Linked DNA regions of Homo sapiens: region 2 is linked to region 1. A link is an interaction called in ENCODE POLR2A ChIA-PET data of the cell type or tissue named here. Cell type or tissue: OCI-LY7. All regions are shown on one strand. Links, peaks and the distances in the headings refer to the core of each region. The heading gives the core; the rest is flanking DNA.

Region 1 (8,464 bases), core at 1,795-5,794:
GCATTGTTTTTCTTACCCATGAGCAGAGTAGGTCACCTTCAGCATTTTCTCCTGCTCTTGGCTTTAGGGTGCCTGTCCTTGCTTGTGACGGTCCAGCACACAGAACGCTATGTCACCCTGTTTGCCTCTATCATCCTCAAATGTGACTACACCACCTCTGCCCAGCTCCAGGACGTGGTGGTGACATGGCGCTTCAAGTCCTTCTGCAAGGACCCTATCTTTGACTACTACTCAGCGTGTGAGTATCCTTACCCCCTTGGCCCTCTGTGGGTCCCAGACACCTCTGTGACATACTGCGGTTAGGGTTGAGGGATTATTTAGGATTACAAATCTTGGTAGTGAGGAGAAGACACAAAGATCACCTAATGTAGTTCCTCTGTTTTATAGATAAACAAACGGAGCCCAGGTAGATGAAATAATGTATTCAAGGTCACATACTAGTTTATTTTAAAATTTTTTCCTGCTTTGTTCTCAAAAAAATTTAAAGAAACTTAAACATTAGGGAAAAGTCCTGCCTCCCTGTCCATTCCTGGTTCCATGCCAATGTGCTGAGCTGATGATGCAGGCCCGCCTCCCCTCACCCCCACCACCTTAGAATGCAGGCAAGAAGACTCTACACTCAGCACAAATGATGAGTGGTCATTTGTGAAGTCTCTTGCTCCTTGCTATATTCCCTTCTTCAGTATGCCTTCGGGAAGATGGTCATTCCTCTGCTGACTAAGCCCTCCAGTGCCCCCCCAGGCAGCCCTTTAACTGTGGGAAGTCTCTTAGTGCTACACAACTCCTCCTTAGAGTTGGCCAGTCCTGCCTTTCAGTAACAACTGCCCCAGGCATATGGGTTGTGCTGTCTGGATCAGAGCCCTTTCCTAGTTGCCCATTTCTGCCTTCTCTCAAAGAACAAAGGAACCTAGAACCACCCCACTGTTAGCACCAAGACAATTAATTTTTTGGAGATTTTGAGAATAGAAGTAGACACCCTGTTCATAGGGAAAAGTGAGCCTCCTGAGAAGAAGCAAATGGAGAGGGAGGCATTAGTCTTCACCTTTTTGAGCCCTTGAGCTAATGTCTCACAATATGATTTGAGTAGAACCTCAAGAGCTGTCTGAGCCACCCACTGAGTCTGCCATTGTCCCCAAAAGACTCCTCTCTAAATTGAGGCATTGTTTCCTGGGGGTTACTCTTAAAATGCCTGGGTTAAGTGGCCAGGGAGGAGAGGCTAGGGTAGCAGGCATTTGCCAGGGGCAGATTTAACAGCTCTCAGACCCTATATTTTCTGTTTTGGTTTTTTTTTTGTTTGTTTGTTTTTGTTTTTGTTTTTGTTTTTGTTTTGAGATGGAGTTTCGCTCTTGTTGCCCAGGCTGGAGTGCAATGGCGTGATCTCAACTCATCGCAACCTCTGCCTCCTGGGTTCAAGTGACTCTCCTGCCTTAGCCTCCCGAGTAGCTGGGACTACAGGCATGTGACCTTATGTTTTAAGGGCAGGTGGATGAATTCCATGGGAGCAGAGAGAGGCTGGGGTGACTCTGAAAATGAGACAAAGGAAGTTGGAATAGGAGATGGGGAGTAGAGCCGGCATGAAAATGATGGTCAGGAGTCTGGCTGCTCAAAATGTGGTGTCTGGTATCACACAGATTCTCATTAGAAATGAGAATCTCAGACCCCACTCTAGACCTGCAGAATCAGGATCTTCGTGATTAACAAGAGTCCCAAGGGATGAATAGTCTTGGGAAAAATTGAGACACTTCACTGTGTCTCACGCCCGGAGCAGGAAGGGAACCTTTTTTTTGTGGGAACCCCCTATTGCTGTGTGACTCTAGTGTGCCCTCTCTCCTCAGCATACCAGGCAGCTTTATCCCTGGGCCAGGACCCATCCAATGACTGCAACGACAACCAGCGGGAAGTTCGCATAGTGGCCCAGCGGCGGGGGCAGAATGAGCCCGTGCTGGGGGTAGATTACCGGCAGCGCAAGATCACCATCCAGAACCGTGAGTGCGGGGGAGGTGTCAGGGGAACTGGGGGTGGGGGGAGGTGCAGACACCAGGCCTGGCAGGCTGAGTCAGCATGGGATTTCCCATTTCTTTCTGCTGCCTGTTGGTCTACTTGGTCACTGTCATTGTTTGAGGAAAGTGCCAGCTTCATAGAATGTGCTGCACCAGCTGAAGTGACTTCCCTGGAAGTTGGTCTCTGGACCAGAGGTTGTTCTGTTGCTATCTATAGCTTTGGCTAAAGGTCTAGGGGTGAATGGTTCCCTTTGCTTTCCTGAGATTCAGGGCTAAGTTGTGGATCAGGTTTCTTTGATTCCTTCCACAAATTGCTCTCAGGGCCTACTGAAACCCCAGGTCCCTGAGTTTCCTTCCGGCTATTCCTGTTGTTCACATGGAAGGAAATAGGGTCCTCTGAGCAGATGACCACCTTGAGACCACTGTCCTCCACTGATAGAAGAAAGAACACTGGGCTTGGACTAAAAAGCCCCAAGTGAGAATCCTAGTGCTTCCTCTCACTAGCTCAGTGACCAGTGATCAGTTATTTTCTTTGGCTTCTGTTTCTTCATCTGAACGACAGGCATCATGGTATCTTCCTCCCTACTCCAAAGTGAATATCTAGCGCGCTATGTGAGAGCTGTGTCTAAAGCCTATCTATTCTCTGTGCCCAGTGCAGGGAGTAGTGGTGAGAGCCCTGACTCTGGAGTCAGGTGCGGGTGTGCATCCCAATTCTGCATTTACAGGGTATATGAACCTGGGCAAGCCTCTCCAATTTTTTCAGCCTCAATTTCTATAAAATGGGACTTGCCATAGTACCTAGCTCATGGAGATTTGTGGGGACTAAGGTAATATGTATAAAGCATTTAGCAAACAGGAAGTGGGCAGTAAGCATTAGTTATCACTCCGTGTACTTTTGGATAAATGGCTTAGCTTAGCTCCTCATATTTCTATTGTGTAATCCACAGTTGCTGCCATAGAGTAGCACATAATTCAGAGCCTATTTCAATGGGCTTTATGTGCTGTGTTAAATAAATATTTGTTAGTTAAAAGGGGAAAAAGGGAAGAATACACCCAGTGGGCCACTCATGGTGGCCATCGCTACAATATCAAGGAATCAGTGAATATTCTGACTGTTTAAAGGTAGGTCACTTAAGGGGAACCAGTTTAATAATTGCTTTCAGTTTTGTCTATAACACTTAAGTCTGATTTTTTTTTTTTTTACATTCGGCATCTGATTTTCCCCAAGCCAGCCCTCAGTTTTAGGGTACATCTGTCCTTCTTTTCTAGTCTTCAGGGGCATCTTCAAAGATCCAAGGTGGTTCTGCCTTTTCCAAAGCCAGCAGAATTTGTTCTTATCTGACCTCAAAGTTTCAAGCCTCTTTAATTAGCAAATTACCTGAACAGTTTCTGAAGGATGGAAATCCCCATAGTAGCTAGTCCCTGCTCTTATTATTTTTTTTTTTCTAAAAACGTGAAGGTAAATACCTTCCACTACTCCCACTCCCAGCCACCTTTGGCTCAAACCCTGCTTCATTCTTACTACCACAGGAATGCATTAGTATTCTCCTCTGTTTTTATTTCTGTCTCCAGGCTTGTTGTGACTTCCTGAAGCCCTTGTTTTCTGACACTTTTTTGCCTATGCCTGCATCATTTGAGATGACCCTGTCAAATCAGTCCTTAGATCCTTTAAAATATTAACATATCTGAAAACTCTTCTTACTCTGACACCCCTAAAATACTCTTTATGTCACCAATAAAAATTAGAGCAGATTTACAATACACATCATGCCCTGAGGGGGAGTTTTTTAAAAGCACTTTCATCATTTTTCCAAGTCTGGGGTAAGCTTATTTCTGGGAAAGGTAGTGGGTTTGGAAAATAGCGGGTAGGAAAAAAATTGTAGATATTGACGTAGAAAGAGAAGGAAACAGAAGTCAAAGTTAGGTCCACTGGTGCGTGACCTTGCATTTTTGTTTCATTTCCTCAATAAACATTTCTTGACAAACAGATAATAAAGAATTGCAGATATTACCACCAACCTAGCAGGAGCAAGTCTGTAATGCTAAGGTTCCGTGGCATTTACTGTGGGTGGGGGAGCTGGAACTGCCTGCCGCTGCACTTCACACGGAGGCTGCCCTGATGCCTTTGACTGGATTTTAAACCCTTTCAGGACAGAAGAGGGTCTTGTTTCTCTTTACATCTCCTCGGTGCCTGACATAATGCTGGACCCACAAAAGGGCTTTAGTGAATATTTATTGACTTTGCTAAACTTGAACATAAATATTAACCATTCATTTTAAATTCCTTGTAGATGCTGGATATTAGACATTTGTCAGATGGATAGATTGCAAAAGTTTTCTCGCATTCTGTAGGTTGTCTGTCCACCCTGATGATCTTATAAGTGGAAGCTGGATGACGAGAATGCATGGTCACATGGGGGGAACAATACACACCGCGGCCTGTTGGAGGGTGTGGGGATGTAGGAGGGAGAGCGTCAGGAAGCACAGCTAATGGATGCTTGGCTTTATACCGAGGTGATGGGATGATCTGTGCAGCAAACCGCCATGGCACATGTTTACCTGTGTAACAAACCTGCACATATACCCCTGACCTTAAAATTAAAAAAAAAATGAATGTACAGCAAATATATATATAAACCATTCATCTATCCTAATGGAGGTACACAAAAAACCTGAGTGCCCACTAGAACTGAAACTCTTCTTGAGTTACATTTACTTTTAAAATACTGGCATTTTATCTTTATTCAAGTTCATCTCATACCTGTCCTTCAGGATCCAGAGATAACTGCTCATTTTAGGCTGATAAGGGACCCAGAATGTGGAGTTTTTCCACCCAATTTAGAGAAGACAGGAAAGCTTGGTGGTTAAGAGTACCAGCTTTGAGGCAGAGAGATGTGGGTTTGAACCTACCTCTGATGAGCATTGTCTCCATGTTATTAGGCCAGTTCCTTTGAGTCTTGATTTTCTTCATCTGAAATGCAGCTAAATAATCATTTCCAGTGTACCAGTTAGGATTAGGTTTGATTGCGAGTAAGTAAAAGCCCCATATACTGGCAACTTAAACAGTATTTTATTTTTAACTTTTTTTTGAGATAGGGTCTCACTGTGTTGCCCAGGCTGGAGTGCATTAGCACACTCATAGCTCACTGCAGCTTCAACTTCCTGGGCTCAAGCGATCCTCCCACCTCGGTCTCCAGAGAAGCTGGGACTATAGGCACATGCCACCATGGCTGGATAATTTTTTTTTTATTATTTTTTGTAAATACAAGGTCTTGCCATGCTGCCCAGGTCTTGAGGGTGTCATGGGTTAGAAACCAGTGCTCTCTCCTCTGACACTGGCACTTTCTCCCTCCTTACTGTGTAGGAGCAGATCTCGTGATAAATGAAGTGATGTGGTGGGACCATGGAGTGTATTACTGCACCATTGAGGCTCCAGGGGACACATCAGGAGACCCCGATAAGGAAGTAAAGCTCATCGTCCTACGTAAGTGCTACTGGAGCTTTCTATTCAGTCACCCTCACTGCCGTAACACTTTTACTCACAGGAAAAAAAAAAAAAAACCAGAAATAAGCAAGCCTAAGTTCTTGTCATTGGATTATCAACCTCTAAAGTTCCCTTATCAAAGCTAAACTTTTACCTTTTTGCCAGTATATTGCTCAACTTTAACCTGTAGGTCAAGAGCTGTGTTTATGAGACCTCTAGGATATCAGAACTGGAAGTATTCCCTCCCCCTGAATATTTAGTTCAACCCCTGCTTGGCTTCTCCCCTGCAGACTGGCTGACAGTGATCTTCATCATCCTGGGAGCCCTCCTCCTCCTGCTGCTGATTGGAGTGTGCTGGTGCCAGTGCTGTCCTCAGTATTGCTGCTGCTATATCCGCTGTCCCTGCTGTCCTGCCCACTGCTGCTGTCCTGAGGAAGGTGAGAGGGGACAGACAAGCAGTGGAATGGAGTGGATTAGGGACCAGGACGTCAAGCAGATCAGCTTCAAGTGCCAGGTCAAAGATTCTTCCAGGTTCTCCTCCATGCCCTTCTCCCATCATAGGGACAGAGGACATTAGCCTCAGCCCTGAAAATGATGCCTGGGGAGGCTAGGTAGCCACATGGAAGGACATTTGCCTGTCCACTCCTCAGGCTGCCTAAAGCATCTCTCAGATAGCTCTGCCTACTGATGGCATTTCCTCTGCAGCCCTGATGTACCTGTGCTTCGATCTTCATTCCTAGCACTGACCTCATTTAGACATAAGGTGGGCTGGAGCGAGTGGTTTAAATAAGCCAGTAAGAGAGAAGGCCACTTGTAAAGGAAAACAAAACTGTTTTTTCCTATTCTCACATGCCACTCGATACTTCTGACACCAAGTGTGTGTGTGTTTTCCCCACACAAAAAGGAATTACTCAGCGCACACCAACTGAATGTCCTATAATTTAACTCAATTCTGATGCTATTTACCTGGAAATAGCACCAGACCCCACAGGTGGAAGGCTTAGTCCCACAAGACTGCCCCCTACTTCAGATGCTAATTGCAGTTGCAACTAGTAGGTTGTCACCTGTGCTTCTGAGCAAATGGCTATAAACTGGGAGTTACAATGACCCTTTCCTCCAGTTCAATTAATTTGCTAGAGCAGTTCACAGAATTTAAGGAAACAGTTTACTTATGTTTACCCACTTATTACAAAGAATATTTAAAAGAATACAAGTGAACAGCCAAATGAAGAGATGTATAGAGCAAGGTATGTGGGAGCGGGGAGGGGCTTCCATGTCCTCTCCAGGTGTGCCACCCTCCCAGGACCTCCGTCTTCAGCAGCCAGGAAGCTCCTTGAACCTAGTCCTTTTGGGTTTTTATGGAGACTTCATTACATAGGCATGATTGATTAAGTCATTGGCTATCAGTGATCAAGTCACCTTCAGCCACTCTCCCCTCTCCAGAGGTCAGGAGGTAGGGATGATTTCTGTTTTTTCTTTTTTTTTTTTTTTCCTCCTTAACTTAATTTTTGGCTGCCATCTCCGTTTTCTGACTCAACCTGTCTGGGGCAGGACCTGAGAATTTTTATTTCTCTGGCAATCAAAATGAGTGACTGAGGCATAAGTCTCAGATCATTGAGGTTTATTGAGCTAGCTTGAGGGCATACCCAGGGAAAAAACATAAGTCACAGATGCATCTGTGGCTGTTTTTTTTTTTCAAAGAGGTTCCCAGGAGGTTTAGTATTTATACATTTTCCTTAAGAAGTGGGAGGCAGCAATGAAACAAATGATTATATACTTGTGAAACTTTAGTTAGTGCCCAGCAAATCTATATTTTACATAAGATAAGGTGAATATTAGAAAAGGGGAAAAGAAGAATTAGACCTTATCTTGCCTTTGTTCTGTACCTGGGAAGATAAACTAGTAATTGACATTATCCACGTGGAGTCTTTTGAAAGGGGTGGTCACTGTGAGAGGGGATATAATGAGGTGAGTCTGACCTCCCATCCCGTCATGGCCATGAACTTAGCTTCCAAGATTTCTCTGGGGTCCCCTTGGCCAAGAGGGGGTCTGTTAGTCATTTGGGGGCTTAGAACTTTATTTGTATTTCTTATCTCAAAAGTTTCCAGGTGATGTGCTGCTGCTGGTAGAGGAGCCACACTTTGAGAATCCTTGAGTTAGGGCAAGGGAAGAGGGAGCAGATGATCTTGCTTTCAATGTGATCTTCCTTTGGACTAACATCTGATCCTTTAAAACAGAGCTATAACAGAATTATGCCCTAAAAAATGTTGGCTACAGAATACATGGTAAAGGCAAAATAATACAAAATTATTCTATAAAGTTATTTTCTTGGTCAAATAGATGGAATAGCACCAACTGCTTTAAATAGAAGGTTTTTAATTTTTTTTGGCTTCTATTTTCAATAACATTTCCTCTTCCAGATGATCTAAATAAAGTACTATATTGTAGGAAATTTGAGAAATTCAGGAAAATGTAATGACTCATCTGAGTACCCAGAGATAACCACCTTTATCAGTTTGATCCATTTGAAAGGAAATTTTTTAAGGGAAAAATAATGAATGACCTATTAAGATAGAAACAAAACCTGATCTACAATGTGAAGAAAGTCGGTGGCCTGAGTCTGGTTTCAGGCCTGTGCTCTGAGGTTGCTGTCTTACAGGAAAAGAGAACTAACTTTTATTGGATGTCTGATGTGTAGTCCCCTTGCATACGTTTCCTCACTGAATCCTCACAACCACCCTAGAAGGCAGAAGTCATCTCTTTTAAAAGATGGGAGACCAAAGGTCAGAAAAGCCCCACAGCTAGGAAGTAGCAGTGGTTTTGCAGAGTTGAATCCATGTTCATCTGACTTGTGAGAGTCTGCATTCCTACAGCAGAGACTGCCACAGCCTCTGTAGGTGGATCACTGTGGGATTGGCTAAGACACCGTAGGAGGGGAAAAGTCGTGGAGGATGCAGCATTGGACTGTGGGGCCCCCTAC
Region 2 (6,725 bases), core at 2,189-6,188, 400 kb before region 1:
AAAAAAAATGGGCAAGGCATATTAATCTACACTTGCTATGGTGGACCCCAATTTTGGCTCTCAGGTTTCCAAGCAGCCTATAAATGCTAGAAGTGAAACAGTCATTTCTCCCTGAGGTTCTTAAGAAGACATTATGTGATGTAGTCATCGTCTGAAAACATCTCGACAACAGATACTACAATAAGCTTCATATGTTTCAACACAAAGCACAATTCAGAATGATCAAACATTGGAGAAAGTTAACCAATGTGCTCCATATACCCAGCTTTTTGCTCTCTGTCTTGAACCCAGAATAGATTTGAGAATATCTAAAATAGTAGGAAGATCCTTTAAGCAATGCTCCTCAATATTTATCTTTTTAAACAAATGTTTTGCTAAAATTGAGTGACAGTGAACTTGATATTGTGGTCTTTGGCAAGTGCCAAAGTGCAGCTCTTCTAACCTATCTACTGAATACAGACCCATGTGCCTTAAAAAAAAGTTGATGGTTGGTTCATCATTCTTGTGTGAAACCTAAGAGGCTTAATATAGAAGAGTCTAAAGGCCAATCTACCTTGGTGATTTTGCAAGTAGGCAGTGAGTCATGGTTCTATTTTTAATTTACTTTATTTAAAGAGATGGGGTCTCACCATGTTGCTGACTCAAAATCTTAGACTGAAGCGATCCTCCTGCCTCAGCCTCCTGAGCAGCCGGGGCTATAGGCATGCATTGCCACACCTGGTGGTCACGATTCTGTTACCTCGGTGTCTGGCAGAACCTCAAGGCAGGGGATGTGGAGCCCTTATGGGGCCCAGGATTAACTTATGGCCTTCTCAGTAGATGTGTAAATAGGAAGTGATTATCTCTAGATGATGGGATTGAAGTGCTTTCTTTCCCCTGAGATATTTAACATATATTACTTTTAAAATTGGGGAGGGGAGTACTTTAAAAATGCTTGGAAGGAGGCAAAGAGTCTGGGATGTTGCAGGTGGAAGGAGGAAGATGATGAAGCCATGTACAATGTGATGTAGGAGCTGGGACCTGTGAGGCAGCATGTGGACGGGGTTCTCCAGGCACTTAAGCTGGGCCTGCAGGCTGGCAGGAACCCAAGACAACTGCTAAGGACTGTCAAATTGGTCAGTTAGGAGCACCTGAGATTCCACTAACCACAAACTGACTTCCCATGTTGACGGTATTTTATGGGATTTGAAGTGCCATGATCCTCATGAAAAGTAATCCATTCCATAGGGAGTAATAGGAATGGGCAAGTTAAGCAGTGCCTGTTCAGAACTACCAGCACAAGGACAAATGGCTGCCCAGGCCCAGAAAAGACCCTTCCAGAGTGATTCGTGAGGTAGTATTTTGGGCCTGAGGGGATCTTGGAACCAACTATTAGGCAGACTGAGGAAGGTGTTCTATAGCAAAGCCTATACAGCATCTGTTAAGGCCATGGGTGTCTACCAGCTTATTTTCTGCTGGTATAGGAAGAATTAGGGCATAGGCAAGAACCTGATGTCACTGTTATTTCCAGTATTCTCTTATTTCCCAGAAGAATACATGACTTGAGCTAAGAAAAACCAGGGCTTTCCTGCTGAAATAATTCTAGTTAAAGTAATGTGCTATCAATTTGACTGGCAGAAGCAGAAAAGCTCTATTAAAGCTGTTGTAAACAGAAAGTAAATACTACATATTTCCCTGGGAAAGAAATCCTGAATGAGCTCAGATCTTTTTCAATCATGACTTGAAACCAGAGACCAGAAGATCCAGGAATAGTTTCTTGCTGACAGGGAACTTCCACGAGCTTTGTCTGAAGTCCCTGTCCCTGAATAGGATGATGCCTCACAGAGGAGATGACATCTATTTCTCAGAATCTCTTTTTAGCCAAGATGCCAGCCAGTCAGGGTCTTTAACATGAGGCTAGGGCACTGGTTCTCAACCAGGGGAGATTCCCACCCCGCTCGTGCCCCTTGGACATTTGGCAGTGTCTGGAGACATTTCTGGTTGTCAGCACTGCCGCAATGCTACGGGCATGTAGGGGGCAGAAGCCGGGGATGCTGCCAAACATCTTCCAACAAATAGGACACCCCCCTGCCACAAAGCATTATCAAGCCCCAAATATCAATAGTACTGAGTTGAGAAACTGGGTTGGAGGAACCTGCACTCATCATCTACAAACTCTGAAAAAGTTCCATGATCCCAGCCAAGATCCCTTCCCTTAGGTTTAAGGAAGTTGGTGACAGGAAGCACTCTTTCCTGAATTCCAGAATATTGCAATTAAATACTTTTACACCTAAGGTTGAGTACTTAAGTGGATTTGGGGGAATACAGTCATTGTCAATGGTACTTAATTTATATACCTAGATTAAAAACAAACTTTAAAAAAGTCACACTTCTGTAGCCAGGGGATGAAATCAAATAATCAATTGACTTCAGAGTACCTGACAGTTCTTCACCAGTCACTGTGTAACTTAACAATGATAAGACACAGGTTTTCTAGCATTGTTTATATTCCAAGTACTTACCAAAGATAAAACATTTGGAAAAGTGAAAAATGTTTTCAAATTTGGTTGAAAAGTTTTAAACAGTTGGAACTCAGAGGCATTGCTTTTCCCTTAGATCAGTGAGAAATGAAAGCTGCTTGTAATACTAAATTCAGCACTCACGAGACAGTCTCTGGGATTTCATCTTCCTTTTTGAAGCGACCTGACCATATGAGGATCTTTTTCTGCCAATCCGTAGGTTTGTGTAAAGGCACTCTGTTGTAAGTGCCTATGAGAAAAACCAGACAAGAAATTTTATGTGTTTGAGATTATAACTCTCAAATTTAACAACAGAAAAATGGTATTAGTGCTTTTTAACTAGTCACTAAACAGAAACACTGAGAAACCTCAAGTTAATTAGAACTTTATTTGAATGGAATTTCTTAGGATGCTTCATTTTCCAAATAAGATTATAAAATCCCAAGGAAACGGTGAGGAGCTTGTCTGACTTCAGCAGACTAAGAAAAAGTTTGTAAGGTACAATCAGATTTTACCAGATCTTGAATGTCAGGCTAAGGGGTTTAGACTTGATTGGGAACTACTGTACATTTTGAAACAAGGAAGAAACTAATGTTTTAGGAAGGCTTATTATCTGTACAATGGATGGAGACAGAAAAGGGGGACACGGTAGAGTGGGCAAAAAGTCCAAATGGGAGCCTGTAATACCATGGTGAGCGGATATTCTCTGAACCAGAGTTGTCGCAGTGGAAAGAGAGATGAGGTCAGTCTGAGGATGACTGAAAGAATGTGGAGACTGGTTAAGACAAAGAGGAAGGAGTCACGAAGAACCTCAAACTTGGATGACTAAGACAACAGCAGTATTGTAACTAAAAGAAGACGGGAAAAGACCCAGTTGGGGAAGGAAAGAGCATGAATACTACTTAAAGATTTGCTGACTCTGAAGGGAATATATGCCATCTGAGTCATTTCATTAATAAGTCGGGAATAGAGATAAAAATCAGTGCAAAGGGAGAGCCAGTGAGGGTGATAAGGAGAAGGCCCTGCTTATATTTTACCTAACGCATAATATCTTAATTTGGTTCATCTTTAGAGTTCTTTAAAACATAATTTCTGGACTACTATTTACTTTGGTGCATCCATTCTCCTACAGAAAGCTCCAGTCCAACCCTACAGGCAAGAAGATGAAAATGACAAATGCTGAAAATGAAGAAACCACTGTGCATGTGCCCATGACCAATATTAATACAACATGGGAGGTCTGCTGTAGGAACATGGGCCTACGTATGAGTAAAACATGAGAAGTGTGACGTAGGAAGATGGGCCTGCATATGAGTAAAACATGGGAGGTATGATGTAGGAACATGGGCCTACGTATGAGTAAAACATGAGAAGTGTGATGTAGGAAGATGGGCCTGCATATGAGTAAAACATGGGAGGTATGATGTAGGAACATGGGCCTCCCTCAGGCCTCCCATGTTGTGCTCATATTGGTCATGTGCACATGCACAATGTGAACACAATGTGTTCTCTCTACATGGGAGGGTATGATATAGGAACCTCTTCTCTTTTGGGTTCTTTTGATTCCAAGTTTTCCTACTCTTTGGGAGCTACCAACTCCATAAATAGAAAAAATAAAAACTTACGGGATGGAGCTCCGGGACTTTCCTGTGGTTTTGTGCAAAATCCATTTATTCTCTTCAAATCAGAGCTTCTGGTAAGCCTTAGAGATGAGGAAACATCTCTTTCACATAACCTAAAACAGCTTCCTAAAAAAGAGAGGAAAATGTTTCAAAGAAAGAAAGAAAGAAAATGTGATGTTTTCTCAAAATAAGAAATACCCGCAAGTTACGTTTCATTTATAAAAGGTAGTTCATTTAGGAAATGAATTTACTATATGTAAGATACACATAGTATATTTAAAGTGCTATGCTTGATGCTGTTTTAAAATATAAATGTTTTATTGATTAGGAAATTAGGAATTTACAACATAAAAATGTTATCAGCTGTAAATTTTAAATAAGTACTTCCCACATGTGTCTTATCATAACAATGGCTCTGGTGGCAATATTATGTATTATGGCATCAGGGCTGTTTAAGTAAAGATTAGTAACCTCCCAAAAGTGATAAACTAGGTAACCAAGTTGCCAATACGATGCTGATAAACTGGTTAGGGGGCTGCAGTGGTCAGCAAGTGACTCTAGAAAGCCTTGCTCCTTGCAAGCCACAAGTCCTTAATTAGAAATCAATTTTAGATGTAGTTTTGAACTACATATAACTTTAAAACTATATATATAATATATATAGTTTATTTTAAAAATTTAAACTCAAAGCACAGATAGTAGCATTACGAACCCCTATATACTCATCACCCATTTTCAACAATGATCGCTATATGGCTAATAAATACCATTTAACCTCTATAAAAACCCTGGAAGACAACCTAGGCAATACCATTCTGGACATAGGAATGGGCAAAGATTTCATGATGAAGATGCCAAAAGCAACTGCAACAAAAGCAAAAATGGACAAATGGGATCTAATAAATTTAACTTTTACTGTGCAGAAACTAAACAGGTTCTGCACAGCAAAAGAAACTATCAACAAACAGACAACTTATAGAATGAGACAAAATTTTTGCAAACTATGCATCTGACAAAGGTCTATATCCAGCTCTATAAGGAACTTAAACAAATTATCAAGAAAAAAAACACCAGCCCATTAAAAGGTGGGCAAAGGACGTGAGCAGACACTTTTCAAAAGAAGACATACGTGCAGCCAACAGGCATACAGAAGAAAAAGTAACATCACTGATCACTAGAGAAATGCACATCAAAACCACAATGCAATACCATCTCACAACCAGCCAGAATGGCTATTTTTTTTTTTTAGATATATACTATTTTAATCAGACTATACTTCCAACATTTCACAGATGAAATTATAATCACCTGAGCTTTTAAAAAATAAAAATTAGGCACAAATACACTTACTCATAATTGCACTGGCAAACAGTTCTTATAAGATACTTAAATCTTTGCGAAGAGATAGCCCCCTTCTTTTCCCACGTGCTCTCAAGTCAAGCCTGATCTCTCTCCCTGTCACCCATAAAATCTCACTTATGTTCCATTAACCAGGATCACATGAACCAACCTGAAAGAAAAGGAGTTCTCTGTCTATATAATCATGTTGGCAAAATAAATCGACATATGTTTAACAAAAGCACACAAAATAAGAGATACAATCAGGTGAATATTATAAGTCATTCTTTCATCATTAACATAAAATTGTAATTCTACTTTTGTAAATTTTATCAACAGACTCTCAAATGCCACACTTGATATATACATATAATAATAAGAAAAAATAAATGAAAAATGCATTTTCAGATATATTAAAGAAAATCACTGTTTTATGAAAAATAAGCAAAGCAGCATTACAGTTATTACTCAACTTTCAAAAGGTTACACAAGACTCTTGCTGGCAAATATTAGGATAAGACATTTTCATAGAAATATCTTAAGTATATATGGAAAACAAAACATATTTAAGATATTAAGATATAAGATGTATTTATGATTTAAAATAATCTCTACACAATTATTCTGCACATCACGAGAATATTCAAGACTCTATTGACTTTCTCCCCAATGAACATCTCTATATAGTAACGATATTCTCAGTCTTTTTTTTTTTGTTTTGAGATGGAGTTTCGCTCTTGGTGCCCAGGCTGGAGTGCAGTGGCGCGATCTCGGCTCACCGCAACCTCTGTCTCCCAGGTTCAAGTGATTCTCCTGCCTCAGCCTCCCACGTAGCTGGGAATACAGGCGCCTGCCACCATGCCCAGCTAATTTTTTTGTATTTTTAGTATAGACGGGGTTTCTCCATGTTGGTCAGGCTAGTCTCAAACTCCTGACCTTAGGTGATCCGCCTGCCTCGGCCTCCCAAAGTGCTGGGATTACAGGTGTGAGCCACCATGCCCGGCCATTCTCAGTCTTTTTCATTTATCTATTTATTTAAGTTCTAGGATACATGTGCAGAACATGCAGGTTTGTTACATAGGTATACACATGCTATGGTGGTTTGCTGCACCCATCAACTCGTCATCTACATTAGCTATTTCTCCCAGTGCTATCCCTCCCCTAAACCCCCACCCCCTGACAGGCCCTGGTGCATGATGTTCCGCTCCCTGTGTCCATGTGTTCTCATTGTTTAGCTCCCACTTAAGAGTGAGAACATGCAGTGTTT

Evidence for each region. Peaks named below come from ENCODE experiments on the same cell type or tissue, not always from the same donor. Only the 100,000 strongest peaks of a DNase experiment are listed, where the experiment ranks them.
Region 2: POLR2A ChIA-PET joins it to region 1 with 6 read pairs; 2 of 35 experiments call an interaction of 5 or more read pairs at or near these places.

The regions. Positions count from the first base shown.
Region 1 is chr3:121,998,765-122,007,228 of GRCh38, reverse strand. It overlaps ILDR1 (immunoglobulin like domain containing receptor 1), which reads left to right. Exons shown (of 8, transcript NM_001199799.2): 2 at 68-238; 3 at 1,836-1,985; 4 at 5,365-5,484; 5 at 5,775-5,921. Among named protein-coding and RNA genes, the nearest start is that of ILDR1, 19 kb to the left of the region's middle. RefSeq lists enhancers at 816-1,317, 2,017-2,136. In OCI-LY7, for the core only: a CTCF peak has its summit at 3,801; a DNase peak (open chromatin) is centred at 3,968; H3K4me3 peaks cover 1,478 bases; H3K27ac peaks cover 2,512 bases.
Region 2 is chr3:122,400,281-122,407,005 of GRCh38, reverse strand. FAM162A (family with sequence similarity 162 member A) reads right to left here. Exons shown (of 5, transcript NM_014367.4): 2 at 4,124-4,246; 3 at 2,643-2,748. Among named protein-coding and RNA genes, the nearest start is that of WDR5B, 12 kb to the left of the region's middle. RefSeq lists an enhancer at 497-546. In OCI-LY7, for the core only: no CTCF peak of the experiment used is centred there; no DNase peak of the experiment used is centred there.